Regions from separate parts of the Homo sapiens genome. Here regions 1, 3, 4 and 5 are each linked to region 2. A link is a loop called in an ENCODE intact Hi-C map of the cell type or tissue named here. Cell type or tissue: heart left ventricle. All regions are shown on one strand. Each heading gives the region's core, and the rest is flanking DNA. Links, peaks and the distances in the headings are about the cores only. Region 1 overlaps LOC102723436 (a long non-coding RNA gene). Region 2 overlaps TGFBR3 (transforming growth factor beta receptor 3). Region 3 overlaps TGFBR3 (transforming growth factor beta receptor 3). Region 4 has its middle 100 kb from the start of CDC7. Region 5 has its middle 81 kb from the start of CDC7.

Region 1 (6,308 bases), core at 925-5,924, 180 kb before region 2:
AATATCTTACTGTTCCTGGCATCAGCATTTTAGGGACAAAATGGTGTTACAGATGTCAGAATATTGATTGCATAAAATCTTGAAACCCACAAAACTCGTAGGCTTAAGTCTTAGTAATTTCTGTTGTTTATGTAATTTCAGCCCTGCACGTCACTGAAAAGTTATTTATCTTAACAAACTGGCCAAATTTGGCGGGTAATGCTGTCTGCCAGTATCTGCAGATGTATTGTTTCCGCCTACATTTGTGCATGTTGTCTGTGGTCTTTAAAGAACACTAACACCAGATAGAAATGTCAACTCTGTTCAGATTTTTTCCTATGTTCGAAGAACTGATGTTGCTGATTCCTAATTTTGTCAAATTATGTGTCTGAACTGTCTTCCTTTCTTGAAAGGTAGATATTACCAAACGTATACCAGATAAGTAATCAGAAGTAGTTAATATTGTGTCAAGTTACAGCACAGTTTTCAACAAAGTAACCACAAAGGTCAGTGCTAAGGCAAATATTTAGTAAACGATGTTTTAGCTATCTAAAGTAAAAAGGCATGATCTTAGGAAAGTGATTGCAAATTAAAAGAGAGAAAATTAAAAAACTGAAGTTTGGAAAACAAGTAATTGCAACAGTTTCAAGAGTTTAATCTGACCTGATTTTTTCTTCTGTAGAAGACAATGAACTAAAAGGACACAATTGTTCTCGATCTCTGTTTTGAGTGCTTTAAAAAATTAATATATGGAAGAGTTCAAAATGGGCAAAATAAAAACTTATTTGGAGAGCATACGCATAGTTTTTTTATAAAGCAAGAACGATGACCAGAAAACAGATGTAAATGGTTTAGAATTTCTATTTAAGCATAAACCATGTGCAAAATTACTCTTCCGAATTTAACACATCATGTGTTAGCCATTAGCTGATTCCATCTTGGACCCTACTGAAGCAATTCTTTAAGGAAAATAACAGGCTTAGCACTAGAAAACAACATATGAAGGAAAATAGGGAATAAATACTTTATAGATACATCTCTCTAGTTCTAGATTTAGAGAATGCCAGTGTTACTCCAGCAGGCAACCAAGAAGATGGATCAAGGAATGGGCTTCTGACAGACATCCTGAAGAAACTGAACACTGTCAGCTGTGGAGTGAGTAGTACAAATCAGAAAATGAAAGATCCATTGATTTCCTTCTAATCAGAATTTTTGCCTATGTTCTTTATCCACATTCTATTGATGTGTTTTTATACATGTATTCAATTATGTATTTGCCCTTTGTGTAAATTCCTTCCATAACTTCTCTGAAGACTGTAGCACATGATCTAGAAATGACTTTAGCTAGGACAAGACCAAGAAAGTAAATAAGAAACAGATGATCTGTAGCCTCACATTGTTATTTTAGCTCTGTCCTTAAGAAAAAGGAGCAGGGCCAGGGGAACCCAGCCACCTCCAAATCTCTCTAGACACTCATCTTCATGCTTTTCTACCCGGTAGAAATTTATTTCTTCTGGCGTGTTGCCATTGTCTCTATACTCAAAGCTCTGATTTACAAAATCAAAAAACAGTCACACTCTGTATGTGTAAGAGTAATCTTTAGGCAAGTATTAGCAATGTATCTTTAAAATACACTTTTCCCCGCAGTTTGTGAAATGAATGCCTGGTGTTCTGTGAGTGTCCTTTCTGTCATTTTAATTTTTTATTTTGAAACTCCATAGGTAAATGGTCATACCACATGTGTACTCCTCATAAAAAGGAATCTCACTATCACTTTTATCTTTAAAAAAATTAATTTGCTTTCTTGACAAAAGCCAAAACCTCTTTTAACAAGGGTGCTTATTTTCCTAAGTTTAGTACAATTTATTTGATTGAGAGTGACACCAAATGGTAAGAAAAATGAAATGCCTCATTCCTCTTACATAATCTCTTAACAGTAGACCACCCAACTTCCCCATAAAATGTAATTTAAATGAAGCCAAGATTCTAATGCCATGCTTTAGATTCAGAGTGGCCCCAAAGGGGCCTTTGGATTTTGTAGTTGCCATTACCTGGAATGCCTTTCCCTCTAATCTGTATATCCCACTTCCCTCTACAAAGCCTTCATTGATCAGTCCAAATGATCATGTCCTTGATTCCCTATACACAGTTTATAAGCTTCTTGAAAGTAGAGACTGTATTATATATCCCCCCACATTTTCCATTGCTGCATTTAGAAACTCGGGTCCTCAGTCAAAACTTGGGAGTTGACCAGGAATCTGACACCATGGGGTTTTCCAAGCTCCACCAGGATAATCCCATTCTAAGGACAGCTCCTGTCTTCTTAAAACATCTAAAGGATTATACTGTTTTTCCCTTGGTCATCTGTCCTAAGGCTTCTCAGCCCCGCAACCCCCATCCCATCCATCTTGGTTCTAATTTCTCTCCACTCCAAGTTGCTGGTGCTCCATTCCCATCGCTTTGACCTCAGTGAAGACAGAACAGCTGGTGGACATTTAATCTCTAACAACTTTTTACAACCTTGTATAAGAGGTAGGTAAGCAAAAATTTTACAATTCTCTATTATAGTCATGTTTTTAGCTCCTACTGTGTACCAGGCACCATAACAATTTAAAAAATCAATGTTTTAAGGTCTTGTATGTATAAAATACTATGGGAAAGCATAATATACACATTTGATTATGCTTTGCTAATGTGATTCATCTTCATACATGTGGAACCCTATTCATCTGGATTTTTCTGAGACAGCTTCAATTCCAAAAACTCGGTGTTCTGAGAATGCCAATGTTTCTGCATCCAAATTGCATTTTTAAGAATGTCTCTCTCAACTAGAAGTAGTACGAAATTGTTAGAAAGGCATTCCAGTTTTTTAGCTTTCAAAATATGTCCATTCTAATATATGTGGTACCGGAGGCTCTCTGCTTTGGGCACCAGCTGATTTGTATATTATTTAGTGAAATAGAGATTCTTCCCAATGTCTTTTGAGAACAAAATGGGATCTTAAGCACTTTCATTGAGGTCTTAAATGTAAATGTATGGATGTCACAACTGGGCAACATTTTAATGCCTCCTTACCATTTGTTGATTTAGAAATAAATCCTGATGGGAGGCAGCATAACATAAAGGAGACAGCCAAAGCCAGCTTTTCCCTGTATTGTGAGTTGCAGTTTCCTCATCTGGAAATGGGGTTTATGTTGCCTACCTCCTTGATTGGAGGAATGAGAGTATGCTCACTAAGTACAATGCTGACACAAGTACCTAATTGTTAACCTTCCCTCCTTCCTTTCTTTCCCTGGTTTCCTTTCATCTCCCCATACAGGGGAGCATTGTCTGAGAATATTCTTACATATTTCTTCCTTAACCTGTTTTAGTACATAAGGGCTTTTAAACCATTGAGTGGAAAATTGCTGTTATTTGACATACTGTGAGCCTAACATTGTAGTAATGCTAATTTTCTGCAAATTATGATCTCTCTGTCCATTAGATGGCAGGAGTTCCTTTGGCCATGTTCGGTGAGGAAGCTGCCCAAACACGTTTGGACTTGTGTATCAGTAAGGCTACTAAAAGAGAAAACAAGGTATACAAAATAAACTGGCTCTTATATAAGTAAAACAATTTTACCAGACAAAGGGAGAACTAGTAATAACCTATTACCCCCCTCATCTTTTCTAGTCACGAATTTCTTGTATTTTCTATTCCTTCTCTTCTGGGCTTTTGCATTTCCTGTTTCCTCTGCCTGGAGCACTTCTCCACCAAACCCCAGCTTCCTTCACCTAGCTAACTCCTCTTCATCCTTCAGGTCTCAGTTCAGCATCACTGCCATTAGGAAGGCTTATTTTACCTCTCCTTCTGAGTTCAGGATACCATATCCTTCCTCCACCCCATCCTGCTCATTGTATAGTACCCTGCTCATCATATAGTAGTACCCTGCTCAAATGTTGCCTCCTCACACAGGCATCCCAGTTTACTCTTACTTAGTGTCTCTTTTTCTGACATGTAGAATAGTGCTTGGGACAAGTAGACATTCAACCCTATGGTAAAAAACGCCTTTGCTCCCCCAAACTTTGTAGCTTCCAATCATTCCTATTGTGGCACTTATAGCACTACATTATCAGTCCTCTATTCTATAACACCACTAGATTGTGAGTGCCAGGACAACAACAATCAGGTCTATTTCATGCACCATTGCATCTCCAGTGCCTGGCACAGAATCAGGCCTCAATCATTATTTGTTGAAAAATGAGCACACATATAGTATACACATATGCACACAGTATAACTACAGTGAAGCAAAATTTTTTTGTTTGTTTTTTGAGGAGGCCAGTGAAGCAGAAGAGGAGAAATGGTAGCAGTGACCTATAGCAGGCTTCCTTTGCAATGACAGCATCCATATTCAGAATCAACCAGGTGGGCTTTTGATAGCAGTTACACTAAGTAGCTTTTTGTTTTTGTTTTCGTTTCGAGACGAGTCTCACTCTTTCACCCTGGCTGGAGTGCAATGGCGCACCATCTCTGCTCACTGCAACCTCTGCCTCCCAGGTTCAAGCGATTTTCCTGCCTCAACCTCCTAAGTAGCTGGGATTACAGGTGCCCAACACCATGCCCAGCTAATTTTTGTATTTTTAGTAGAGACAGGGTTTCGCCATGTTGGCCAGGCTGGTCTCGAACTTCTGACCTCAGGTGATCCACCTGCCTCGGCCTTCCAAAGTGCTGGGATTACAGGCATGAGCCACTGCATCTGGCCCACTAAGTGGGTTTTATGTTGACCTGAATTTTCAATGAATGAATTTAGAATTAATGTCAAACTTTGTAGGAAGTTGAACATGGCTTGCAGAGCAAGAATTTGGGAGGCCACAGAAGGTTTGAAGAGATAAAATAGATGTTTTTGAGCAGCCACCTGGTGACCAGATATAGTGATATAAAAATATGCAACAGAATAACCTATATGAATTTAGATAGTCAGCTGTAAGAAATGGGCTGAAATATAACAGTTAGAAAAATACTCAGATTTAAACACAAGAATACTTCACAAGATATGCTCTGGGTCTTCTTGTTTGCTTGCTTGTTTGTTTGTTTGTTTGTTTGAGACAGAGTTTCACTCTTATCACCCAGGCTGGAGTGCGATGGCACAATCTTGGCTCACTGCAACCTCCGCCTCCCAGGTTCAAGCGATTCTCCTGCCTCAGCCTCCCAAGTGGCTGAGATTACGGCATGCACCACCACACCCGGCTAATTTTTGCTCTGGGTCTTAGGTAGCAAATGATGTTCATATATGAGGCCTCCTCTGTGAAGGGCCCAGGAAAAAAGTAGAACATGGCTCCAGCCAGAGTCTCTCAGAGTCAAGAAGGGCCTAGGGTCACTTCCATTTTTTGGATCCCAAAATTTTTTTTCTGTTTAAGACTGTAACATGGAAAAAATGTTTGTATGTTAAGCACAAAAGGGACATAAAATTGTATAGACAGTAGAATAACGACTATGTAAACACACCAAAAATCTATGCACAGAAATGTGTAGGGGAACATTTAACACCAAAAGATTAACAGTGGTAGCATTTGGGTGGCAAACTGATTATTTCTAAAATTTCCAAATTTTCCTTAATAAGCAGTAAGTATAATTGCAACTGGAAATAATTTTTTAAGTACCCCTCTGGCTGAGGAGTGCAGTGTCACTATCAAATACACATCAGTGGTTTTGGCCGTGACTCCTAAGAGGATGGCAAATGCCGCTGCCCCACTCCCCAACCACCCCCAAGAGAGCATGAGCACCTCTGGCTCTGCTGAGAGAATCTTTGCAGCCCCAGCCCTCAGAATCTCTTTTCTTATTCTGCCTTATCCCCCTACCACATCATCTCCACTCACTGCCAGCTATATCTTTTCCCTTTCCTTCTTAACTCAGGAGGCAGGTTTGCAACTGCAGGACCCAAAAATAGAGGCCATGAGGTGGCATGTTTTCAAAGAACATGGTGCCTCAGTTTGGGACACACAGGAACTCAAATACAAATCATTTTCCTGCTGCTGGGTAAGTCATGCTTGGTGGCTGCTCTGGTTGCAGATACGTGAAGTTATATAGCCTTTCCTGTTAACCCACGGTTCCAAGCACTCTCTCTTAACAATTATTTCTATCATGAACTTTCTACCCTGAAAAGCCAAGGGTGGGTACTAACAATTAAGATCATTTGGTTTCTAAAAGTCCATCCTCTCTGGGAAAGCAGAGCTATACAGTGGGTGGCATCCTGCAGATTCTAGTCTACATTTGGGAAAGGTGTACACCTCTTGCACTTTCAGTTTAAGGAACAAGTCAAAAAGTAATTGCTTTAAAAAAAACAAGTG
Region 2 (6,052 bases), core at 1,053-6,052:
CAGAGTGAGACTTTGTCTCAAAAAAAAAAAAAAAAGAAAGAAAGAAAGAAAGAAAAGGGAGAAGTGGGGCAGGAAGAGGGGTGTGAAGACATAGATGCACATGATTCTAGTTTTCAGTAAAAACTAGAATCAACCTCCATCTGGAATAAGGCATAGGGTTTAAGAGCACAGGCTCTGGAATCACAGTGCCTGAATTTGAATCCCAGATCCACCATTTATATGTTGTGTGCCCTTGGCCAAGTTATCACTATACAGAGGTGCTATGAGGATAAAATATAATAATCCACATAAAGCATTTAGCACAGAGCCTTGCACAAAGTAAATGCTCAACAAATGTTAGATCATCATCCTCATCTCCATCACTATCATCACCATCAGCTTTAAACTTTCATCTATTGTTAAAAATTTAAATGGTAAAAGAACGCTAACCCAACACTGATTCCCAAGGGACTTAGAGATCAAAAGTGGCAAAGATGTGCTCAGGAAGGTTCCATTAAAAACAGTGGCCCAGAGGAGGAATCCAGAAACATTTTTATAGTCTTGATTGCCTACTTTCCTGTCCACAGAAGAAACACTAAAGTATGTCAATGCTATTGGCAGTGGTGGCCACAGAGCAGCTCTCTGCCCAGCTGTGAAGTTGCCAACCAGAGCCTTTATCTGCTGTCCCAGAAAATCCAAGTGTTGAAAAATAAGATGAACCAAATGACCAGAGAGAGCTGGAGTTTTGGCATGGCCTTCAAAGAGCACCTGTGTAGTAAAAGCACAGTGAAGCGTCCCATTGGTTAGGAAATTTTTACCCAAAAAGTCACAGATTCTACAATAAAGAGACATAAAGCTGTCTGACAGGAAGGACATTCGTGACCTGTTATTATTCAAATAAACCAATGCAATTAGGCAAATGGTCACAGTCTCTTTTCTTTTTTTTTTTTTTTTTGAGACAGAGTTTTGCTCTGTCCCCCAGGCTGGAGTACAGTGGCGCGATCTTGGCTCACTGCAACCTCTGCTTCCCAGGTTTAGGCAATTCTCTGCCTCAGCCTAAAGAGTAGCTGGGATTACAGGCGTGTGCCATGACGCCTGGCTAATTTTTTTGGTTTTTTTTTTAGGTAGAGACAGGGTTTCACCATGTTGGCCAGGCTGGTCTTGAACTCCTGACCTTGTGATCCACTCGCCTCGGCCTCCCAAAGTGCTGGGATTACAGGCGTGAGCCACTGCGCCCAGCCCACAGTCTCTTTTCAAATGACTATTCCAATTCACCTTGAGGCAGAAAGCACAGACTCCAGTGGTCTGCATTGAGGATAAATGATTTAGAGTCAAAAGAAAATAAACTTAAAAGGTGAGAGGAGTCACACACAGCTGAAACCTGCCAGAAAACTTACCCCAGTAAGCGCAAAGTTAGAAAGCAAATTTGCATACAGCCCCTGGGAAGCTGGCCTACAGTTTAACCGCCTCAATTTATTTAACAAACCTAAGTAATAAACTTTCTTCACCCACATGCTTCTCAACTAAAATCTAGTCTCAATTAGCAAATCTCATAAAATTGCTTTGATATTTGGTAAAACTTTCCTCTTGAACTTTTATACAAGAAAACATTGAACTTTCAGTACAATTATACTAAGTTTAAATAAAAGTAATTACCTAATTTGCAAGAGAAATTACTTAGAAAAATGTCACCAGGCTCAAAAGAAGAATGGATGAATTGCTGGAAGTTATACTGCGGCAATATTAATGCCTAATTATTGTCTGGCATGGGAAAAAGCAAGCCGCTGCCTTCAATTACTAGCAGAATTACCTCTCTCAAAATAGTTACGAGTAACAGATGGAATCCGAGGTAGCTGCTCTTATTGTTAAATTATCAGAGACATTTGAACCAGAGCAACTCTACCTTGAATAGGGCTGGGTAAAATGAGGCCGAGGCCTATTGTGCTGCATTCCCAGGAGTTTAGGCATTCTCAGTCACAGGATGGGAGAGAAGGTCACAAGATACAGGTCATAAAGACCCCGCTGATAAAGCAGGATGCAGTAAAGAAGCCAGCCGAAACTGGCCAAAAACCACCAAAACCAAGATGGCAATGACAGTGACCTCTGGTTGTCCTCACTGCTCATTATACACTAAGTATAATACATTAGCATGCTAAAAGACACTCTCACCAGCACCATGACAGTTGACAAATGTCATAGCAAAGCCTAGAGGTTACCCTATATGGTCTAAAAAGGGGAGGAACCCTAGTTCCGGGAATTGCCTGCCCCTTTCTAGGACAGCTCATGAATTACCCACCCCTTGTTTAGCATATGATCAACAAATAACCATAAAAATAGCAACCAGCAGCCTCTGGGGCTGCTCTGTCTATGGAGTAGCCATTCTTTTGTTTCTTTACGTCTCTAATAAACTTGCTTTCACTTTACTCTGTGGACTCATCCCCAAATTCTTTCTTGGGTGAAATCTAAGAACCCTCTATTGGGGTCTGAATTGGGACTCCTTTCTGGTAACAAAATCACTTTCATAGTACAAAATGGAGCCAGCTGCTGCCCAATTGTGATTACTCTGCAACACAATTTATATTCTTATTTCTTTCTCCTGAACCCAATAAAAAGGAACTATTTGGACCATCCATTTATATAAAGACTGGGTCTATTATAACTTTCAAATGGTTGAAAACCAATCAATAAAAGTAAAACAAACAACAACAAAAATGTTGCCGAGAACATCTCATGTACACTTCACAACAACTTTAGGACGGCCAGAAAAATGAATTAAAGATTATTTTGCTTCTTCAAACAGCATAGTTGAGTATTACAACTGAAAGGACCTTTTGGAAGTCACCCAGTCCAAACCTCTCCTTTCCAGATAGAGAAAATGAAACCCAAAGAGCTGGTGGTAGGGGGGTTCTCCAATGTCCCACAGCCAGTTAGCAGAGAAAGCTAAAAGCAGTGCCTTAGGCTCCCAGCTCCAATCCAGTGTGCCTGCCACCTATACTCTTCTGCCATTTTGAGGGAGCACATTCATTCATAGGAAGGGGGCAGATGCCACCACCAGATACACAATTGGAATGGCACAGCTGTTTTCACAGAGGTTAGTCAACCAATAAGACACTAGACAGTACCTGCATGCCTCTGTTCTGGTAGGTTCTGCCCACTGTCCAGGGGTCACCCCTGCTGCCTAGTCTTGCCAAATCCCAATCCAACATGCTCAGATCAGGAATGCCATCCCAGGGCCACACCAAACCCTAGATCTGGTGTCAGCACCACCCAGCAGGCCTTCCAGCTAATACCCTGAAACTGGAGCCAGACAGTGTGCTGGCTTTTGTCAAGGCCCTTGGTGCCCAGGCTCCTCTGTGCCCCTCAGAGTGGCGAGAGGCAGCCTGTAGCTCTAATCCTGAAATATCTAACCCCGCTTGGAATCCACTTTCACTCTCCCAGCCTTCTCTCAGTTTGACACCCTTAGATATCAATGTTACTAGATGGTGACAACTGTAATTGCCTAGATATCCCATGTGACATTTGGTTCCACCCCTCAGATGCTGACAGCTGCCTGGTGTGTCCTTGCTTGTTTATAACCCTTGGAGCTGTGATGCGGGTCCTTGTCAGATGCTCTTCTCACCGCCCACAGGGCCTCATATCCACTCCTAACATTTGTTAGGGCCCAGTTCTGCCTCTCTACTGCTCTGGCTGGCCAGACCCATGCCAGGTCTGGCTCTGCCCTGCCTGTCCTCTCAGGTACTGATGCCACACCCCTTAGGGCACAGCCTTCCTTTTCTCACAGAAGATACAGCTTGCTGAATGTTCCTGCTTGTGGAGAAAGAGGCATGCTTGGCTCCAAGCAACAAATGTGATTGTGCAAAATTCTGAAAACTGAATTTTAAGATGCATTTGGGCAGTGGTTCTCATCTGTTACACCTAAGATGAATAATGTTCACATATTCTCAAAGGCATTTGCAATTTTGATAAAGCAATACAATAGGTTATAGCCAGCATAAACTTTAGCAGTAGATCACAGAAAGATGAACTGTGGATTGTGTGCAATTCCCGGGACATGGGACTAACTAGAACCCTTTTTTGCATACTCAAGGAAGCATATTTGAATGCAAGGGAGAGTGACCTTATGACAGGAACAACCTAGACCTGATTCTTTTTACAGAGGAAATCATTTTCAAATAGATTACTTACAACTAAGCCATAATGGCTGTAAGAGAACCAGCTAAAGAAAAGACTCTTCGGGCAAAAAATGGTCTTCTAAAGTAACTAACTGGCCCTTTAGTTATCTTGTGAATAAAGCTGGACTTTGATTTACACTATTGGGTCTTCTTAACAAGCAGAGCTCAGGCCCCATGCTCTGATCGTGCCTCCCAAAGCACACCTTTAGATTCTGCTTCATGGTGGATCACAGCAAGGGGCTTAGTGAACGTCTTCTTATTCTGCATCATGGCCCAGATTATCGAGGCGTCCAGCGAGGTGCAGGCTTCGTCAGGAGGCACACACTGCAGACAGGCAGAACAAAGCACAGAATCAGGGGCCACTCAAAAGTGCCTTCACCAGCTCTACCTGCACAGCTGTCCTGTGGCCTTTTATCAGACAGCACACAGCTGTTCACTACAGAAAAGCAAGAAGGTGGGTGTTTTTCAGAGAACACCAAATAACCTGGGAGATATGACAGCAGGCCCAGTGGATTTTTGGTTGTACCTGAAGATGCAAATATCACTGGATAGCTTCTCAATATTGTCCTCCCCCTCCCCTTCTTCTCACAAAACTAAACATTTTAGTGTTAGTTTGAAAAACAGAAAAACTATATGCCTAGTGTTGGTCCTCACCAAGCTGGGCTTCATATACACGGTTCATGTTTGTGATTGGTGATTGTGGGAAATTTCCCATAAAGACGCTCCTCAACTTATGATGAGGTTACATCTTGACAAACCCACTGTAAACTGAAAATATCACTAAGTTGAAAATGTGTTTAATACACCTAAAGTACCGAACAACACAGCTTAGTCCAGCCTACTTTAAACATGCTCAGAACACTTACGTTAACCTACAGCTGGAAAAATCATGTAACACAAAGCTTATTTCATAACAAAGTGTTGAATAGCTCACATAATTTATTGAATACTTAGATTGAAAAACAGAATGGTTGTATGGGGACTGTCTATACTGCATTATGAAGGTGACAGATTTTACATTTTTCTCCAATAAGATAATCATGTTGCTGAGTTTGTTTCATTTTTAATCCTGGTATAGGCTCATGTAAAACTAAACTTTCCAGGGTCATCTGCTTTTAATGTTTCAAAATGCAGATCCTGGGGGCTGTGCCCAGGTTGTGGAGGCCATGAGATTAGCCGCTTCAAACCTATTAATGAGCATGCTCAGGCCCACTACATCTGTTTTGAAAAAATATGATCACACTCCGCACTTTTTCTTTAAAATAACTTTGTTTTCTTGTCTATATTTATCAATAGGTATAGTTCTTTTTTATTTTTCTTGAGACAGGGTCTTGCTGTGTTACCCAGGCTGGAGTACAGTGGTACAATCATGGCTCACTGCAGCCTTGGCCTCATGGGCTCAAGTCATACTCCTGCCTCAGCCTCCCCAGTAGCTGGGACTACAGGTGTGCACCACTACACCCAGCTAATATATATATAGTAGTGACAGGGGTCTCACTATGCTGACCAGGCTGGTCTCGAACTCCCAGCAAGCTGCCAAGCTCAGCCTCCCAAAGTGCTAGGATGACAGGCATGAGCCCACGCCCAGCCTAATAGGTATAACTCTAAAGTAAATGACAGCTTCTATGGTAAGAAGACATATTAATACAGCCATCATTTTAAGTCTATAGCAGGCATCCCAAAAAGCTAATCAAGTTCCATCTTTTCCAAACACAAAAGAGCAAAGACTTTAGGCCTTGCTGTCATTGCTGCTCTGAGCAACATGCCAGTCAGACACTTCTTATAAGACAACCCTCACTGCCCTACTCTTACCCCCTCAAAAAGAGAAAAGCCTTTAACAAGAGCCCTCTTGTAAAGAAAAACAACAAATTTTCTGTGGAGAGGCATGATGACTGAAAAGA
Region 3 (6,308 bases), core at 460-5,459, 120 kb after region 2:
AATCTATAGCAACAGAAAGCAGATTAGTAATTGCCTGGGACTGGGGATATGGACTACAGGGAGGCTGAAGAGAATGAAAGGGGTGGAGATGGATAATAGAAAAATTCTCTGTATCTTGATTGCAGTGGTGATTGCACAGGCATATGTATTCATTAATACTCATCAAAATGTACCTTTAAATGTGTGCAATTTGCTGGGTGCAGTGGCTCACGCCTGTAATCCCAAAACTTTGGGAGGCCAAGGTGGGAGGGTTGCTTAAACCCAGGAGTTTGGGACCAGCCTAGGCAACATAGCAAGACCCCGTCTCTACAAAAAATACAAGAAATAGCCAAGTTTAGTGGTGCACACCTGTAGTACCAGTGACTCAGAAGGCTGAGGTAGGAGGATCACCTGAGCCTGGGAGGTTGAGGGTGCAGTGAGCCGAGACTGTACCACTGCACTCCAGCCTGTGTAACAGAGCAACACCCTGTCTCAAAAATAAATATATAAATAAATAAAGTGTACATTTTAATCTATATAAATTATACTTCGATATAAAGTTGATTTTAAAAGAAAAAAAGAGTATGTAGTACAGAACACAGACTCTGGAGCCAGACTGCCAGCTCTATAATTTATTGGCTGTTTAAGAGTTAACTAGTAATGGCATTAATATTCACACTGCATTAATATTTAGATTATAGGCAAAGATCTGGAAGTAAGAAATGACATGATAGTATGAGGACTACAAACAGTTTGGTATTTAGGGAACATAAATCAAGAGGAAAGATGTGAAAACAGATGAGGCCAGAGAGACAGACAGCCGAAGGCTGCAAATCTCTTTGCCCCCACACCTAAGAAAGAGCATCTGACATGCCATGGGTGCCCATTCAAATGTTTATTTTCATTGATGAACATCCATTGAGATACCATTACACACCCACTAGGATGACTAATTCAAAATGACAGATAATAATAAGGTTTGCAAGCATGTGGAGAAACTAGAACCCTCATATATTGTTGCTGGGAGTATAAAATAATACAACAGGCCAGGCGCAGTAGCTCACACCTGTAATCCCAGCACTTTGAGAGGCCGAGGCAGGTGGATCACGAGGTCACGAGTTCGAGACCAGCCTGGCCAAGATGATGAAACCCCATCTCTACTAAAAATACAAATATTAGCCGAGCATGGTGGCAGGCACCTGTAATCCCAGCTACTTGGGAGGCTGAGGTAGGAGAATCGCTTGAACATGGGAGGCGGAGGCTGCAGTGAGCCAAGATCGCACTACTGCACTCCTGCCTGGGTGACAGAGCAAGACTCCGTCTCAAAAAATAATAACAATAATAATGCAACCACTTTGAAAAAGAGTTTGGCAGTTCTTCAAAGGGTTAAACACAGAGTAACCATATGACCCAGCGATTCTACTCTCAGACACATATAAATACAAGAGAAATAAAAACATAAGGATGTGCTTGACTCTGGCCTTGGCCAAAGCCATACTTCCCAGAAAAAAGGGAAAAAACATAAGCCCACACAAAAACTTGCATGTATATGAATGCCCATAACAACATTATTCCTCATATCCCCAGACAGGAAACAATGCAAACGTTCATTAACTGATGATGAATTTTTTAATGTGGTATATACATAAAACAAAATATTACTTGGCCATAAAAAGGAATGAAATACCAAATACATGCTGCAACATGGATGAACCTTGAAAACATGCTAAGTGAAAGAAATTGGTCACAAAAGGCCACATATGGCATGACTCCATTTCTACAGAATGTCCAGAATAGGCAAATCCATAGAAACAGAAAATAGATTAGTAGTTACTAGGGCCTGGGGAAAGGGAAGAATAGGGAGAGATTGCCAATGGATAAAGAGGTTTTTTGGAGGATGATTAAAATGTTCTAAAATTGACTGTGGTGGCAGCTGCACAACTCTGATAACATATTAAAAATGATTGTACACTTTAAAGAGGTGAATTGTATGGTATGTGTATTATATCTCAATAAACTTGTTATAAAATGTGCAATGAATATACTATCAATAGTCCACTTGTGGTTAGGTTCAGTGGCTCACGCCTGTAATCCTAGCACTTTGGGAGGCCAAGGCGGGTGGATCACCTGAGGTCAGGAGTTTGAAACCAGCCTGGCCAACATGGTGAAACCCCATCTCTACTAGAAATACAAAAATTAGCCAGGCGTGGTGGTGGGTGCCTGCAGTCCCAGCTCTTCGGGAGGCTGAGGCAGAACAATCCCTTGAACCCAGGAGGCAGAGGTTGCAGTGAGCCCAGATAGTGCCATTGCACTCTAGCCTGGGTGAGAGTGAGACCCCATCTCAAAAAAAAAAAAATCCACTTGATTCAAGCAATGTTTGATAAAAGTTAAACACAAAGGAATACGAAGTATCCTTTTTCGTTCAATTTGCTGAAACCCATATTAAGTCCCTGCTATGTGCCAGCTACAGTGGCCACAAATAGTAAGACAGAGTGCCTTGGCCTTAAGCAGCTATACTCCCAGAGTCGAGAGAGAGTGACAGGTGGAGTCAGGATAGAGAGACAGGTACACAGTGAGGTAGCACATTAGAGGGTCCCCTAGAAGGCTGCCGAGGGAACGGAGGAAACACAAACAAGGGCCATGATCGCCTCTTCATTACCTTGTCCAGTACCTTATCCCTAAGTTATGGTCCTGTTAGATGTGCATTTCTTCTATTTTAAGTCCCGCTCACATTTATATTTAGTAGGAGGCCGCTGTGGTGAGTGGTGTGACTGATTCTCCAGCTGACTGTCCTAAGCCAATCACTGTAACTCCATTACTCTACCAGGGACTGATTCAAGGATGGGAGGAAAAGCTGAGTCAATTCAGCCAATGATTGCAAAGAGAGACATACTGGGTGTCTGGGGAAAGAACCTCTCTCGCTCTTAGCTGAAGCCAGCATTGCCCTTCCTGTTTGAAGGAGCAAACCGATGGCTCCTGACAGCCATTCCTAAGCACCAGCACATCCTTCTTCAGCTGAAGATGACCCTATGCCAGTAAAGCAAACAGACAAAACAACCTAAGTATTAAATAAAATTAGTCATATTCCCATTTTCTCCCATCCACTATTAAAAAAAAAAAAAAGGCCTGGCCATGCCACCTGATGCCTGTCTCCCCTCCCTGGTCTGGAGGCACCTACAGAGCAGGGGGCCAGGAGTTCCACGGGTCTCATTTCCTCCCGTCAGAGCCTAGCACTTAGTCAACCACTGCAAGTCACATATTTTGCAAGAACGGAAAAGCGATGAACAGAGAGTTATCAATCTGTTGTTATACTCAACCCCAAACATTTTTAAAAGCAGATTTTAACGGAGAAAAAAAATTACCTACAGGCCTTTCCTATTAAAACAGATGAACATAGTTGCCTTTATTGATTCAAGCAAAGACCACATTTTACTGAGGAAAACTTTCTGTCCCTTGCCCTCTACCTATTCCTGTGGTGCCAACATAGAAAATGTCCTGGACTTCTAGGGAAGGTAAGCTCCCGGGGTGGGGACGCCGTAGGTGTGATGTAAAGTGCCAGGCATGAGGCTGGCATTTGATGTTAAGCGCTGTAGCAACGATCACAACAACAGAACCAGCGGGGCGTGTACAGGCTGGCGGTTACGACATGGAATGGTACTGGTTTCTATTCTCAGCATGTGTCACTGACTTACTGACAAGACAGTTAAACATAAAAGGGGTCCATTATCAGTGGTAACTGGGATCAAGTCCTTGGGATAGCAGGAATAAGAAAAATCCAGCAGTAATCCCCAAACCTCCTGTTTCTCAAGAGTTTCAATTTCCTGCTCCAAACCTTTTCAAAAACTGCTATTACCAAAGTAAACTGATTTAAGTTGACTGTTACTTCCTTTCCGTGATGTGACAGCCCCAAAGGATGAGCAGGGAGAGACAGGCCCCCATTATCCTCCACTTCTTAAGGCTTCTTTGTATGCACGCCGCATGAGATAATTCATTAACGAAGAAAAAGTTACTGGTTATGATAACACAGTCCCTGGCACACAGTAAGCACTTGGTAAATGTTTACTGAATGACTACAGGAAATATCTGAGTGCTGGACAGAGGAACAAAGCCTCAACTCTCCCAGGTTTACTTTTTTAGCCAACCTGTTAACAACAATAATAGTGCATGTCATCAAAGAGCTGGAAAGGAGCTGGCTTCAGTAAGGCTGCAGTCACTCACTACTCAGTGAATGAATCGATCCATTCAGTTTCTCTGACCCCCATCCAGAATACAAGGTAGTTATGGCCAGCACAGGCATAACTCCCAACGGACTTGTTATTAACCACACTGGGTAACTATGAATGGATGCAGAGACACCAGTTCAGTTCAGCTGCAGACTGTCCGGAACATTATCTTGGTTAATCATCTACTCCAGGGTACCGGCTCTTCAGATCACGCTGAGGTCTGCTTCTCAAAGCCTGACAGGATCAGAACTGTACAACCTCTCACAGTCTTCTTTATCCCTTCCCCAAGATAACTCGTCATGATCGCTATAGAATAAACCTGAAAGGGTTTACTTACTACCCTAATTACAATTACTCAGGGTGAAGCACTGGATTCTCCTGCACCATGAAGAACTTTCAAATGTAACCATGCACACCTCCTCTTCCCCTAACTCCACACCCCCGTCAATATTTTGGCTTCATTAACTAGTCAAAGGAAAAAGAGTTTGCCAAATGGCAAACTCATATTTCACACAGGTATCTCAGCCAAGACAGGAAGGAAACATCAAATCCATAGCCCAGTGTATAAATGTTCAGCACTGAAATGAATGAAAACGAACAGGACACTTGTGGTTACGCTTTGACTTAAATCCTTAGTTAAAGGGAAACTAAAGCTGATCCAGTTCAGTTTATCAACAGGAGAGTTCATAAGGAATTATCATGAGCAAACAGGGGCAGCCACCCCCGAAACTGTAGTTGCCTTAAGCAGAAACGGAGGTGCAAGTGAACTTAGCTGTGAAAGGGTCCCTCTGGATGGTCACCTCCACAGAAGCAGCAGCTGCTCAAGCCCCAAGGCACACTACTAAAGTTAAGGAGTGAAAGGCTGCTGGGGTAGAGGAAGACCGAAATTCTTCCAGGAAGGAATTCTAGTTTAAGCCTGTATTACTGTCACTGCAGTTCCAGGACCCTCCCACTGCAGGTCCCTCTCTCCCAATTCCCTGGCATCTAGTCAGACCAGGAAGAGCAGGTGAGGGACCTCAAGGACTCCTCAATGCAGTGAGTGGGTGTTTGAAGCTTTAAGGCTAAAGCTGACTTATACGTACGTGAAGGAGTCCCTCTTTTTCTGACCATCTTCCTGGGCATGTGTCCTGCTGGCAAATCACCAATGCCAGCACTCTCTACCTCCCAACCCCGCCCCCTCCACCATGACACCTGGGCCATGACCCAAGCAGACATGCAGTAACAAGGCACAGTGTGGCTGGGCACGATGGCTCACACCTGTAATCCCAGCACTGTGGGAGGGTGAGGTGGGCAGATCACTTGAGGTCAGGAGTTCAAGACCAGCCTGGAGAGCATGGTGAAACCCCGTCTCTTCTAAAAATACAAATATTAGCCAGGTGTGGTGGCACGCACCTGTAATCCCAGCTACTCATAAGGCTGAGGCACAAGAATCACTTGAACCCAGGAGGCAGAGGTTGCAGTGAGCTGAGATTGCCCCACTGCACTCTAGCCTGAGCAACAGAGCGAGACTCGAAGGTCTTCAAAAAAACAAACAAACAAAAAAAAAAAAACAAGGCATGGTGTGGGGAAGAGAGCCACAGGATGGCATCAGAAGACCCATGCACTGGCTGTGGTTCTGACAAAGTGACACCAAAGGGCACATATGCTAGAAGGGTCCAGCCATAGAATCATAGAACCTGTGAATACCAGAAGCACCCAGAACATAGCAGTCCCCTCAAAGGAAGCTCTGAGATTCAAAGTGTGCTCCAAGATGATGTCCATGGCTCACCAATTCCCATGGAGAGTTAAAACTACCAAGGATGCTTTGGACACAAGAAAACAATCACTATGAAAGCAAGGACTCTAAGGGGACAACAAACTCCAAACTCAGTTGTTCCAGACAAGGGGTTTTTTTTTGTTTTGTTTTGTTTTGTTTAGAGACAGGATCTTGCTATATTGCCCAGGCTGGAATACAGTGTCTATTCATAGGCACAATCCCACTACTGATCAGGATGGGAGTTTCGACCTGCTCCATTTCTGACCTGGCCAGTTCATCTCTCCTTAGGCAATCTGGCAGTCCCCTGGGAGTCCCCAGGGAAGTCACCACACTGACGCTGAACTTAGTGC
Region 4 (6,308 bases), core at 762-5,761, 110 kb before region 2:
TAAAACCAGGTGTGTCTGTGCTAAGTGCTGGTGAGGATGTGGATAATTAGAACTTGCAAATCCTACATCTACTTTGGAAAATAGTTTGGCGGGTTTCTTTTATTTTTTTATTTTTTTAGATGGAATCTTGCTCTGTCTCCAGGCTGGAATGCAGTGGCGCAATCCTGGCTCACTGCAACCTCCGCCTCCCGGGTTCAAGCGATTCCCCTGCCTCAGCCTCCCCAGTAGCTGGGACTACAACGCATGCCACCATGTCTGGCTAATTGTTTTTTGTATTTCAGTTGAGACAGGGTTTCTCCATGTTGGCCAGGCTGGTTTCGAACTCCTGACCTCAGGTGATCCGCCCGCCTTGGCCTCCCAAAGTGCTGGGATTACAGGTGTGAGCCACGGCCGGTAGGTTTCTTTTTAAAATGAAGTTGAGCATACATTTATAAACACTTATTCAACTCAACAATCTTACTCTTATTTATCTGGGAATTTACCCAAGTGAATTGAAAACTTATGTTCACACAAAAACCTGTACATGAATGTTGATGGTAGGTTTATTTATAATCGTCCCAATCCGGAAATAGCCCAAATGCCCTTCAAATGGTGAGTGGATAAACAATGGGTATATCCACACAATAGAATACTACTTAACAAGGAAAGTGACAGACTCTTGACACACACAAAAACATAGATGAATCTCAAATGTGTTATTTTAAGTGAAAGAAACCACATTTAAGAAGCTGCTTCCTATATGATTCCATGTATAGGACATTCTGTAAAAGGGAAGACTATAGAGATGGACAACAGATCGGTGTTTTGTTGTTGTTGTTGTTGTCGTTTTGAGATGGAGTTTCGCTCTGTTGCCCAGGCTGGAATGCAAATGGCACGATCTCAGCTCACTGCAACCTCCGCCTCCCAGGTTCAAGGATTCTCCTGCCTCAGCCTCCTGAATAGCTGGGATTATAGGCGCCTGCCACCACGCCCGGCTAATTTTTTGTATTTGTAGTAGAAACAGGGTTTCACCATATTGGTCAGGCTGGTCTTGAACTCCTGACCTCAGGTGATCCATCCGCCTCAGCCTCCCAAAGTGTTGGGATTACAGGCATGAGCCACCACACCTGGCCACATCGGTGGTTTTGAGGGGCTAGTGTGGGGGGAAAGGTTGACTACAGGGGCATAAACAAACGTCGTGACATGTTGGAAACATTCTATAGCTTGACTGTGGTGGTGTTTATATGAATACATACATTGGCCAAAGCTCATAGAATGCTAAAAAGGATGAATTTTACTGCATGCAAATTATACCTCAAAAACAATAATGAGGGCTGGGTCCAGTGGCTCTTGCCTGAATCCCAGTGCTTTGGGAGGCTGAGGTAGGAGTATCACTGAGGCCAGAAGTTTGACACCAGCGCCCTCTCTTCCTTTCTCCGCCATCGTGGTGTGTGCTTGACTCCGCTTCTCGCCATGTCTTTTCACAAGACTTTCAGAATTAAGTAGTTCCTGGCCAAGAAACAAAAGCAAAATCGTCCTGTTCCCCAGTGGATTCAGATGAAAACTGGTAATAAAATCAGGTACAACTCCAAAAGGAGACATTGGAGAAGAACTAAGCTGGGTCTATAAGGAATTGCACATGAGATGGCACACGTATTTATGCTGTCTGAACGTCACAATCATGTTACCATATCAAGCTGAAAATGTCACCACTATCTGGAGAGTTCAACATGTTTTCCTCTCTGAATCTGTTATAAACATGTTGGTTGGGCTGGGTTCAGTAATAAATACGTGAGGCCTTTCATTTAAAAAAAAAAAAAAGAAGAAGAAGAAGTTTGACACCAGCCTGGAAACATAGACTCTGTCTTTACAAAAAAAATGCGTGCACGAGACTGAGAGAGAGAGAGAGAGACCAATGACAACAAAACGACTAGCAAAAAAACTTTAATGGTTCCCATTTGCCAAAGGAATTAAAGTCCAAACTCTTAGGCAGACCTTCTTTCTGACCATTTCTGCTATTCATTTTCTCTCCACACCAGCTAAACGTTGCTGTCACGCAAACATGCCCTGGGTTTTCTACTCAGTCTGTACTATCTCATCTCCTGGAATACTCTCCTCTCTAGCTCTGCCAGTCAAAATACTCCATCAGCAGAGGCCCAGAATCTCCTGGAATACTCTCCTCTCTAGCTCTGCCAGTCAAAATACTCCATCAGCAGAGGCCCAGAGCAATCGCCACCTCTTTCCTCACACCCTCCCTGGACCCCACAATCTAGAAGGGCTGATCACTCCAGAGCTTTCAGCTTCCTCACCGTTCCCAAATCCCCTGGTATCTGCCCTTATTTGCTCATCTATACTTTCATACCTTTACATTCCCTTTTCCCCCTTCTAGGATAAACTAGGCTACACACCAACTTCTGCCTCTTTGCCTCCTGCACACACACACTTTAACCTCCGGGAAAACTCCTACACATTCCTCAGGTCCAGCTGGTATGTCACTTCACACGACAACTTCCCTGAATCTGTTCAGAGTTAGGCACTTTCTCCTTTAGGTACCCTCAGCTCTTTGTTGATGGCGGGATTACAGCCCAGCCAGTGGTGCTATATGTATTTGATAATTCTGTTATTACTCTGCTGTCCTCCCTATTAAGGTGTCTGCTTTTAAGGACATTAAGTGTGTCTTATTCATCTTTGAATCCCAGGACTTCTTTTATAAAATAGGTAGATAATAAAAACAATGCATGAGTGGATGAATTTTCCCAGCAATATTCCTTGGCTCCCCCATTGACCAAAAATGGTACCATGAAAGACAAACCTGTAACCCTGCCCCTGTCTCAGTCATTTGTGTCATTGTAAGGGTTTTGTTTTGCTCTGTTTGGAACAATTCTTTGGACACAGACAATTCAACTCGAGCAAACTGTACTCAAGAGGTGGCAGTGAGCGGTCACTGCAGCCTTGGAAAGGCCCTGCCTGGCACACATCGCACTCACTTAGGATGCCTCCACATCCCCAGTCCCAGAAGAGGTGAGGAGAGAAGGCAGCTGCTGACAGGAGGAACTGGGACGGTGTCACCGCTGGTGGTGATTGATGCCCCTGTCCTCGCTTGCTCATTCCCTGCCGTTGCTGCTTCCTCAGCAGGGGAGGTGCCCTTCCTAGCAGGTCCACCCTCCCAGCACGGCCTCTCCCAGGGCCTCTCACCAGTTCATCAGCCCTCACCACTCTCCCTCCAAACCCTGGAGTGCTGACAGGTGCCCAGGAGAGAAAGGCATGGGGACGGATTCTGGGAGCTGACTCTCATGGTTGTTTACACTGAGATGAGAGTGCGGGGGTCCCAACCAAGCTGTGAACAAGCCCCTGCTAGGAAGATAAGCCCTGAGGGAGATACATACACACACACACAGATACACACACACACACACACAGATACACACACACACAGATACACACACACGCAGATACACACACACATACACACACACACACACACATGCCTACAGGGAGTCTTCCTGGATGGAGCTTTGGCCACAAGCTCTCCCTAGTTGTCTCCCGGTGAGATAGAAGGAGCCAAGTATTTTTACAGGCAATAGGCAGGCCTGAAGCCTTAGTGAAAATCTGGCTGAGGGTGGCCAGCACCTTCATCTGAGCACTCTAGACTTTGCCATTCTCTAGAAAAAGAAAGATAAATCCAAGAAAAAAAGGAGGAGGCTGTTTGCCCAGTGAGGCTCTCTCTGACAACACAGCCCTACTCAACTTTGCTCCGTGGTGGTCCAGATGGCCCAGGTGGCGGGGAAGCTCCCCTGGGGCCCAACGAGGGTGACATGGAAAAATTTTAAAACTCTGCAACACATATATCAACTGGCTGCCAGGACTGACTACATAATTCGTTGGGCCCAGTGCAAAATGACAACATAGAGTTTCTTACTAAAAAAGCAGGAAAAAAGGCCTTTAAAAATATTGAAATATGAAACATTTTTCTTTCATGTACTTTTTCATGGTCTATATTCACCATATGTTTTTTATTTGCTATTTAATGTTGTTCTAAGTAAAGAAAAATTGATGTTTTCAATTATTAGCATGAATTTTACCATTCAGCTCTATATTGCACAAAACCTGTTTTACATGCAAATATAAGGGCATATAATTTCTATGTAGAGTCACTGAAATTGCATAGTTTGCATTTCATGGTGTGCATATGCCTATGCATTTTTTTTTCCCCCTGAGACAGAGTCTTGCTCTGTCACCCAGGCTGGAATGCAGTGGTGCAATCTCAGCTCACTGCAACGTCCGCCTCCCAGGTTCAAGCAATTCTCCTGCCTCAGCCTCCCGAGTAGCTGCGATTACAGGCTCATGCCACCATGCCTGGCTAATTTTTGTATTTTTAGTAGAGACGGGGTTTCACTATGTCGGCCAGGCTAGTCTTGAACTCCTGACCTCATGATCTGCCCACCTCGGCCTCCCAAAGTGCTGGGATTACAGGCATGAGCCACCGCGCCAGGCCATGCCTATGTATTTCATGCTTTCTGGAACAGTGGAGACACTACACAAAATTAATGAAATTGTTTTCATTGCACAACTTGCTGCGCGCATGTTCTACCAACACTCTCTACCTTCAGTTTACTAATGAATAAGGAAGGACTGAAAGGAAAAAGAGCAATGGTTTGGCCTATCTTTTCTTTCCTTCTACATCCTTATTTTTCCCTGAAAGTGGCTGGCAAATGCAAGGGAGTAAGAAAAGGTGAGAGGTTTCCTTGGTCGTTTTTGTTTCTTAGAATGCCATTGCCTTCTTTCCGCATTCATAACAAGTTCTGATTTGAATGGACAGCATGACCTTTTGGCAGGGACCCAGCTTGCTCAGTGATAGAAACACCTTCATCTTGTACTTACTTTGCCCAAACTCCCACGCATTGTGGGTACACCCACATTATGTGGTCCATGAGGCATGACGAATGCTACATGCAAATGGAACAGCAAGGAATGGCAGACCCATGTATTGCATGCATCTCCTCAACATGCATGCTCCATCATCCCATCAGACTTCACTTACAAGACACAAGTTCAAAGAGAAAATTATTAAGAATTTCAAGATGGTGATAGCACAACATTAAACCAAGCACATGGTCCTTTTGCAGACAGGGCCTGGTGAGACTGCACAGGTTGCATACCTTTGAAGCTGGCCCTGTTCCTTGCCTCTCCCTGTCTGTCATGCCTACATCCACATATAGAATATCTCACCCTCTGTGACCTGCAAAGCATGAGGACCCAACAGTCCCTTCTAATGGATCATTACCTGAGAAAGCTGAATAGCACATTGTGTCCACACCCAAGTTTCCCCAGACCAGTTCAGACTGGGAGTAGGAATGGGCTGCCATGCTGGAGCCTCTACCTAGTTATTGAGCACTTACTGCATGCCAGACCCTGGACTAATAATGTGTCTCATTCACATTATTATCTCATTTAATCCTTTCAGTAACCACATGGGTAGTATTATTATATCCACTATACAGATGAGAAAAGAGTGGAGCAGAGAGGTCAAGTGACTTAATGCCATATATATTGTCAGTGCCAGAGCATTTCTTGAACCCAGATCTGTAGGAAAACAATATCTTTCAAAGTTTTAAAATATAAAGCTTTTTTATTTCATACAATTTTCATGGTCCATCTCCTCTATTTGCCATGTGGGTTTTTTTAAATTTGCTATTTAATGTTGTTCTAAGTAAAGAAAATTTAACATTTTACAGTATTAGCATTCCAAAACCCATATCTTGGGCCTACTTCTAAGTCTGAGATTCCCAGGAATATCTCAAGGAGCTCATGCAGAGTCCTCTGCACTCCTCTGTGGCACCTGCATCTTCCTCTCTCGCACTTCCCACCTTTTGACAAGCCCACTGTCCCAATCCTGGCTGCCCTCCTGGCTTCCTAGAGGGAGCAGGCCCCCTGTCCTCCCAAACCTGCAGGCCTTTCAGATGCCAAAATTAGGCTGAGTGCCCAGGAATCTCAGCACTGAAGCTACGTTTGTATGGAATGGCCCCTTCCTATTACTGTCTCATATTTCATTATTAAAATCATGGCAATAATAGCATGACTGAGCATTTCTTATACTGGAAACATAGCCACGTAACCATGCACAGCCAGACTGCTTCCAGTCCCGTGTCTCTCGGCGTCCTCAGCGACAGGAGTTTCTCCTGCTCTGTCTGCAGCTGTTCTCTCCAGAAAGCTCAAACATGAGCTCATCAAGCTGGGCTCTGAGGCAGAGGGAAGGGGAATAGGAGCAATCAAGCCAGATCCCTGTTGTTTTCTCCATCTACGTGGGATCCCAGTACTCCTTTGAACTC
Region 5 (6,308 bases), core at 726-5,725, 130 kb before region 2:
CTGGGTGTGGCGGGGAGTGTTAGCATGAAGGGAAAGGTGGTAAATTTGATACCAGGGTCCTTCACTCCCTTCTGCCTCCTTTCTCCCCAGACAGCTAGAGTGAACACAAACACCCCACAGACAATGGAGAGCAGTGTTAAAAATGGAGGCCAGATAGAGGGGTTCTTGTGATTGTTCTTATCAAGTCCCATTGCCTTCATTTGGCCAAACAGGAAACTGGAGCTCACAGGACACCTTTGACTAACAGTCAATAACAGTGAAAACCCAGAGAAATGGGATTCACATGCAAAGTGTTCAACCAAGGCTCACTTCCCTGTGGATTTTTAAGAGCTATTATTCATTGAGGACTTGCTGAGTACTGCACTTTGTGTGAAGCACTATGCTTAGTGCTCTTCTTGCATTAATGCGTTAAGCTCCAAAACCCAGTGGTGTACGTGTTATTATTTCTATTTTATAGATGGGAAAACCAAGGCAGGGCCCTGAGGCTTAGCAACTTTCCCCAGTTCACCTGGCTGATAAGTAGCAGAACTGGAATTTGAACCCAGAACTACTGTGCTCTTAACCATCACATAACCCTGCCCTCATGCCACCTTTGTCAGGACAAGATATTATCATGGAAGAAACACTGGACTTGGAGTAAGAAAGCTAGGCTCAAGTGCTAGCTCTGCTTCTGCCTCTGAACTTGGTCAAGTACTTTGAGCCTTTTGATTTCATCTCTGTTTTTCCTGTCTATAAAATCCCATCAGGATTCTTGGGAGGCTGACATGAGATAACATAAGGAAGAGCATTTTGCAAACTGAGGTGTGCCCTGGATTATTATCACTGAAGCCCACTGTCCCATAATAGTATTGCAGCGAGTTACTTTCTTTCTGCTCGAATTGTAACAAGTGCAACAGATAAAGGCCTGTGTTAATAGTTCATGAGCCTTGTGGTTGGATTTCATATCAAAGGAAGGAGTCCCAAAGGCTGTGAATCTGGGTTCAAGCTGTGAGTGTTAAAAAGGTACAGTGTTTGAGTCTGTGCAACATACTATTCAGAGCAATGTCTGCAAGGAACGCACTGCACCTTTCCAAAGAAGAGAAAGTAAAAGACTCTCAGTGCCTCTATAACTTTATAGGGCAGTAATTCTTTCTGAACAGAGGTCACACCACAGTTTACAGTCTTTGAAGAGCATGACGACGTGTGCCAAAATGTCAGTGCAACCAGAGATATTCTTGCCATTATAAGAATGCATGAACATAGAAAGTATAATTGACATTTGATTTATAATTTGTGAATTTTGCTCAGATTCTCACAACCTCTTTTTCATTTTATAATTCTGAGTGAATATAGGAGCAAAGATTAGCATTCTAGCATCCAGCAAAAAACATTTCTAAGCATAAGATCTGAAACTGTAATTCTTATCAGGAAACATAGGGGAAAAGCTTTGTGATCTTGGTCTTGGCAATGAACATGACACCAAAAGCACAGGCAACAAAAATAAACAAGTGGGACTACATCAAACTAAAAATCTTCTGCACAGGAAAGGAAACAATCAACAGAGTGAAAAGACAGCCTACAGAATGGGAGAAAATATGTGTAAGCCATGTATCTGACAAGGGATTAATCTCCAAAATACATAAGGAACTCAAACAACTCAATAGCAAGAAAACTGAGAAGCCAATTTAAAAAGTGGCTACGGACTTGAACAGACATTTCTCCAAAAAAGAAATACTAATGGCTGATAGGAATGTGAAAAAAAGCTTATCATCACTATAATCAGAGAAATGCAAGTCAAAATCACAATGAGAAATCACCTTACACCTATTAGGATGGCTATTATCAAAAAAAAAAAAGACAACAAGTGTTGGTGAGGATGTGAGGAAATTGGAACCCTTATACATGTTTGCAAGAATGCAAAATGATGCAGCTGCTATGGAAAACAGCATGGAAGTTCCTCGAAAATTTAAAAATACAACCACTGTAGGATCCAGCAATACCACTTGTGGGTATATATCCAGAAGAATTGAAATGAGGATCTTTAAGGGATATTATTAGCATTCTTGTGTTCACTGCAGCACTAATCACAATAGCTAGGACAAGGAAACTACTTAAATGTCCATTGACAGGTGACTGGATTTTTTAAAATGTGATGTATTTACACAATGGAATACTATTCAGCCTTTAAAATGAAGGAAATTCTGTACTGTGTGACCATATGGATAGACCTTGAGGAAATTATGCTAAATGTAATAAGCCAGACACAGAAAGATAAATACTGCATGGTTCCTTTTGTATGAAGTATCTAAAATAGTCAAATTCATAAAATCAATGACTAGAATAGTGGTCACCAGGGACTAGTGGAGGAGGGGGAAATGGAGAGCTACTAATCAATAGATATAAAGTTTCACTTAGCAACATGAGTAAGCTCTAATCAACCTACAGTCAACAGTAATGTACACTTAAAATTTGTTAAGAAGATAGATAGCATGTTAAGTGGTCTTAAAAATAATTTTCAGATTCAGTTTTGATTGAGAATTACCCACCATTCCTCCAATCTGTAATCTAAGTGCCAGAGGCCCTCATGGAGTAAAGCCTCCAGCTCTCCTTCTTAGAGCTGGTAGCACATTCAATAACTACCTCCCTCAAGGGATTTGAAGTGTGCTAAATTAGGTCTTCATAGATACAAGAAAGCTGAACATTGAGGCCAAATAAATAAAGATGAAAAATCCAACCCTTTCATTCATCAGATGTAGGCAGAGAATGCTTTAGAATTCTCCTTGACTCTTTTTGCTGCATTGTTCCATTTTGGAATGTGTGTACATAAAAATCTCTGATGAAGGTTATAAAAAGAAAAAAAGACATTCTGAATGCAAAATATAGAATATATCTGTTTTTTATGTCAACTCCCTTGGCTCTTGGTTGAACCGGTAAGATTTGCTGTTTCAGACCCTCTGTTGTCTAACCTGAGTCCCATCAGCTGTCTTGACATTCTCAGCTTTGTCACAAGGGGTATCCATGAGAGAAGGTAGATGGATCCACTCAACCAGTCCTGGAAATGAATGTGTGACTGACCGAATGTTATTTTTACTATAGAAAGGGCCCTTTAGAAAACCACTCTGGTTTGCCTGTCTTGAGAAATGACAATGAAATTAGTTGTAATCAGTTGAGGATCACCATGTAGACATATTGATTAATCTATAGCATTATGTTATGGTATCTGGGGAAATTTTACCCTTTCAGAAGACTTTTGGCAAAACAATGGGTGAGGCAAAGTTTTCAGGACAGCAATGGAAAAGGGGGCTGGCTAGTCTGTGGTATGTGAATTTGAAAGCTATATTAGATCTGTTTGGATGCTGTGGGCAGCAAATACTGGAAATACCAACTCGAACTGATTTAAGCAATAAGGAAGTGTATTGTTTCACATAACGGGAAATCCAAAGGCAGGTGGGCTCCAGATGTGATGTGTCAGGGCTGTGTTCCGTCTCTCACTGATTCTCCTTACCTTGCCCAACCCTGTGTCAGGTTTACCCTCACCTGAAAGCAACATGGCTGCCACTTTGGAGCATCATATCCAAACACGGCAACACCTGTAAGAAGATCTGTCTCTTCCTGTTCCTCTTTCTTAGGAGCAAGAAACTGTTTCCCAAAACCTCCCCACAGTAGACTTCCTACTTTTCATGGGGCAGAATTGGGTCACATGACTGTTCCTAAACCAATCAGGGAACTCCCATGGTTGGCTTAAGCAGAACTTGCCCCTGGAGCTGAGCATGGAGCTTATCCCCTGGACCACACTGGGGAGAGACACAGAATCTGGGGCTATCAGGAAGGAAGGAAGAAGGTGAAGGGATGAATCATGAGTTGGCCACGGGAATCTTGGTCCTTACTGAGTCTGATTACAGCATCACCACATGCTTTATCCTATGAGACAACATTCCTCACAGTTTACTCTGCAGTTTCGATTGGATTTTTATGGGAAGCATCATTTTTCTCTGACCTCGTGCTGCAATTTTGTTTCTTTTTTCCTTAGCAGAGACCACAATGGAAATCCTACTATAGAAACACTTGAGTGCTATCAAAGGATCAGACCATATAAGGTGCTAGAGACCTTTTTATTTTAAATAAGAAACAAAACTATTTATACTTTTACAAGGAGTCTGCCCTATTTTAGTAAATATTTGGCAAAGCTTCTTGATTAAAGAGCAAACTGACCCTTGTTCTGCAGGGTTGTTTTGCCATAACTAAAATCGTTCATTAATTTTCTGAAAATAGAAGCAGCAAGTGTGTGTTCTTTTGCACTGTGACTAAAGTAGTGCTTACTTGTGATTTGTTTTAAGCTATATTTACTTAGGCGTAATTGTTCAGGTGTCTTTTAAACCTCAGCTCTCGTCAGACCCCATTCTGAGTTACAATCACCAAATGGTACACTCGGAAAATAATCTCCCATGGATGGAGCTAAGATGCATTAATCTGGCCCTGGAGACTCTGGCGTGTTTGACAATACATTTCAAACTGGGTCTCAGAGGTCCTGCATTTGGTAACAAGTTACAACTGTTTTGACAAATAGCGATTCCCTAGATTATTAAACAGTGCGTAATCTGAGAGAAGCTTGTTGAGCACCATATGTTTCTGATTCATTGGCAGTTAACTCATTGTGTGACGTTGGGCTTGTGGGAAACACTCCAGACCTGATCACCTTTCTTCTTTAAAAGCATCCTCTTGCCAGCTGAACTGGGTGTGGTGCAGCTGCAAAGAGTGGTGTTAAATTAGTCTCATAAACTTCTGCAGGACAGCCATATTGGGAGTTATCCCACGATGCCACACAGTAGACTGGGTTGTGGCTGGCCGGCAGGCAGGTGCAGGATGTGGTCCCGGGGCTTGTCATCTGTCCCATTCATGTAAAATGTGCCTCTGCCTCCAATCTCCTTCCCCCATCCTCTGGCCTTGGCTGACAGTTTCTGATCCTAAATCAAAGATGCTCAGAAGAAAAGCCATCAGTAGATATCAAGCAAAGGATTTAGAAATATTTAGAATGCTAAAATGTCAGTGCTGGAAATTGCCTTAAAGATCATCCAGTTCAACCTCATTTCTTGGATAAGTAACGTGGGGTGATGTGGCATGCCCAGTGTCACACAGCTAGGTTCCGGTTTATTCCCTTGTTTCCTTACTGCTTCCCAGTCACTACTGGGAAATTCAAAATTCAACTTTCAGTGTGGGCAACTTAAATGGAGTCTGGAATACACTAGTTGATTCTGGTGCTCCACCACTTACCTAATAGAAAAATGAGAAAAATAAAGGCCCCCACCTCATAGAGCCAGTGATATTAAATAACTTAATCCGAACAATGTGTGGCGTGTGGTGAGAGCTCAGTGAAAGCCTCCATGGCCACTGTCATTCTCTCCTGACTGTTGGCAGGAGGCAAAGTGGTTCAGTGGAAAGAGCGCCAAATAAGTAGGAGTTAAGAAATGTCTGGCGCCAGCCATGTGACCTGAAAGAATCACTCACCTTCTCAAATCCTCAGTTTCCTCTGCCTTCCTCAGAGGAGGATTTTATGTATGTAAAAGTGTTTTGTTGCCGTACAACTCTATAGCAGTGCTCTTCAAACAGTAATGTGCACACAGATCACCTGGTGATCTTGTCAACGTGCAGATTCTGTTTCTGCAGGTCAAGTGTGAGCCCAAGATTCAGCATTTCTAACAAGCTCCCAGGAGATGCAGGTGATGCAGTCCAATGACTTCCCTCTGATGTGCTATATGACATAAGGGCAGCATTCTGATCACCAGGCAGACGGCAACCTCCAAACCCCTCAGATTGTCTTCTTGACTCCAGATGCAGCATTTGTAAAGCAGCGTGGGTAAATGACATGCTGCTCCTAAGGATTCTGCAAAAAGGGGACCTGAAAGTGGATCTATCTGGTACCTAGTGTCAAGGTCTCATGTATTAAGTTTAGCATTTGGTCTCCTAACAATCTCACACTTTGCTGAATACCATTTTGCAGATCTGGTGACTATCATGTCAGCATTCTAAAGCTCCTCCCCTAAGAGTTAGTTCTGGCTTATTGGCTGTTAACTCTTTCAGGCTACAGTTGAGCCAGGTACCAGAGGTTGGCAGGACAAGTGTGATGCCAGGGAAAGAGTGGATGATAAATTCGGCTCTAGGCTGGAAGCCAAATTATGTTTAAAACTGTTTCTGGCCCTCTTACAAGCGTTGGTGTGGCTGGGGCATGAGTGAAAATAGAGGCAACAGCACAATCTACCATAGCAGCCAGGAACACTGTGAACAACAGGAAAGAGATTTGAAAGTCTGTTCGTGTTCTAAGAGAATTGCAG

Evidence for each region. Peaks named below come from ENCODE experiments on the same cell type or tissue, not always from the same donor. Only the 100,000 strongest peaks of a DNase experiment are listed, where the experiment ranks them.
Region 1: a loop joins it to region 2, with 2.5 times the contacts of the local background. A loop is called at or near these places in 20 of 110 quality-filtered maps.
Region 3: a loop joins it to region 2, with 6 times the contacts of the local background. A loop is called at or near these places in 5 of 110 quality-filtered maps.
Region 4: it touches region 2 in a loop (19-fold over the local background); 8 of 110 quality-filtered maps call a loop at or near these places.
Region 5: it touches region 2 in a loop (2.0-fold over the local background); 9 of 110 quality-filtered maps call a loop at or near these places.

Annotation. Positions count from the first base shown.
Region 1 is chr1:91,526,587-91,532,894 of GRCh38, forward strand. The region is part of intron 4 of LOC102723436 (a long non-coding RNA gene); the gene reads right to left. It also overlaps the pseudogene WDR82P2. Among named protein-coding and RNA genes, the nearest start is that of CDC7, 29 kb to the left of the region's middle. In heart left ventricle, for the core only: a CTCF peak has its summit at 3,456 (motif pointing right); no DNase peak of the experiment used is centred there.
Region 2 is chr1:91,704,309-91,710,360 of GRCh38, forward strand. TGFBR3 (transforming growth factor beta receptor 3) reads right to left here. Exons shown (of 17, transcript NM_003243.5): 14 at 4,355-4,475. Among named protein-coding and RNA genes, the nearest start is that of TGFBR3, 180 kb to the right of the region's middle. In heart left ventricle, for the core only: no CTCF peak of the experiment used is centred there; a DNase peak (open chromatin) is centred at 3,303; H3K27ac peaks cover 1,851 bases.
Region 3 is chr1:91,823,657-91,829,964 of GRCh38, forward strand. All of the region lies in intron 2 of TGFBR3 (transforming growth factor beta receptor 3), which reads right to left. It also overlaps the pseudogene RN7SL653P. Among named protein-coding and RNA genes, the nearest start is that of TGFBR3, 59 kb to the right of the region's middle. In heart left ventricle, for the core only: no CTCF peak of the experiment used is centred there; a DNase peak (open chromatin) is centred at 3,561; H3K27ac peaks cover 2,543 bases.
Region 4 is chr1:91,598,719-91,605,026 of GRCh38, forward strand. It overlaps the pseudogene RPL39P13. Among named protein-coding and RNA genes, the nearest start is that of CDC7, 100 kb to the left of the region's middle. In heart left ventricle, for the core only: no CTCF peak of the experiment used is centred there; a DNase peak (open chromatin) is centred at 3,113; H3K27ac peaks cover 1,260 bases.
Region 5 is chr1:91,578,883-91,585,190 of GRCh38, forward strand. No RefSeq gene overlaps it. Among named protein-coding and RNA genes, the nearest start is that of CDC7, 81 kb to the left of the region's middle. RefSeq lists an enhancer at 3,313-4,512. In heart left ventricle, for the core only: no CTCF peak of the experiment used is centred there; no DNase peak of the experiment used is centred there; H3K27ac peaks cover 1,055 bases.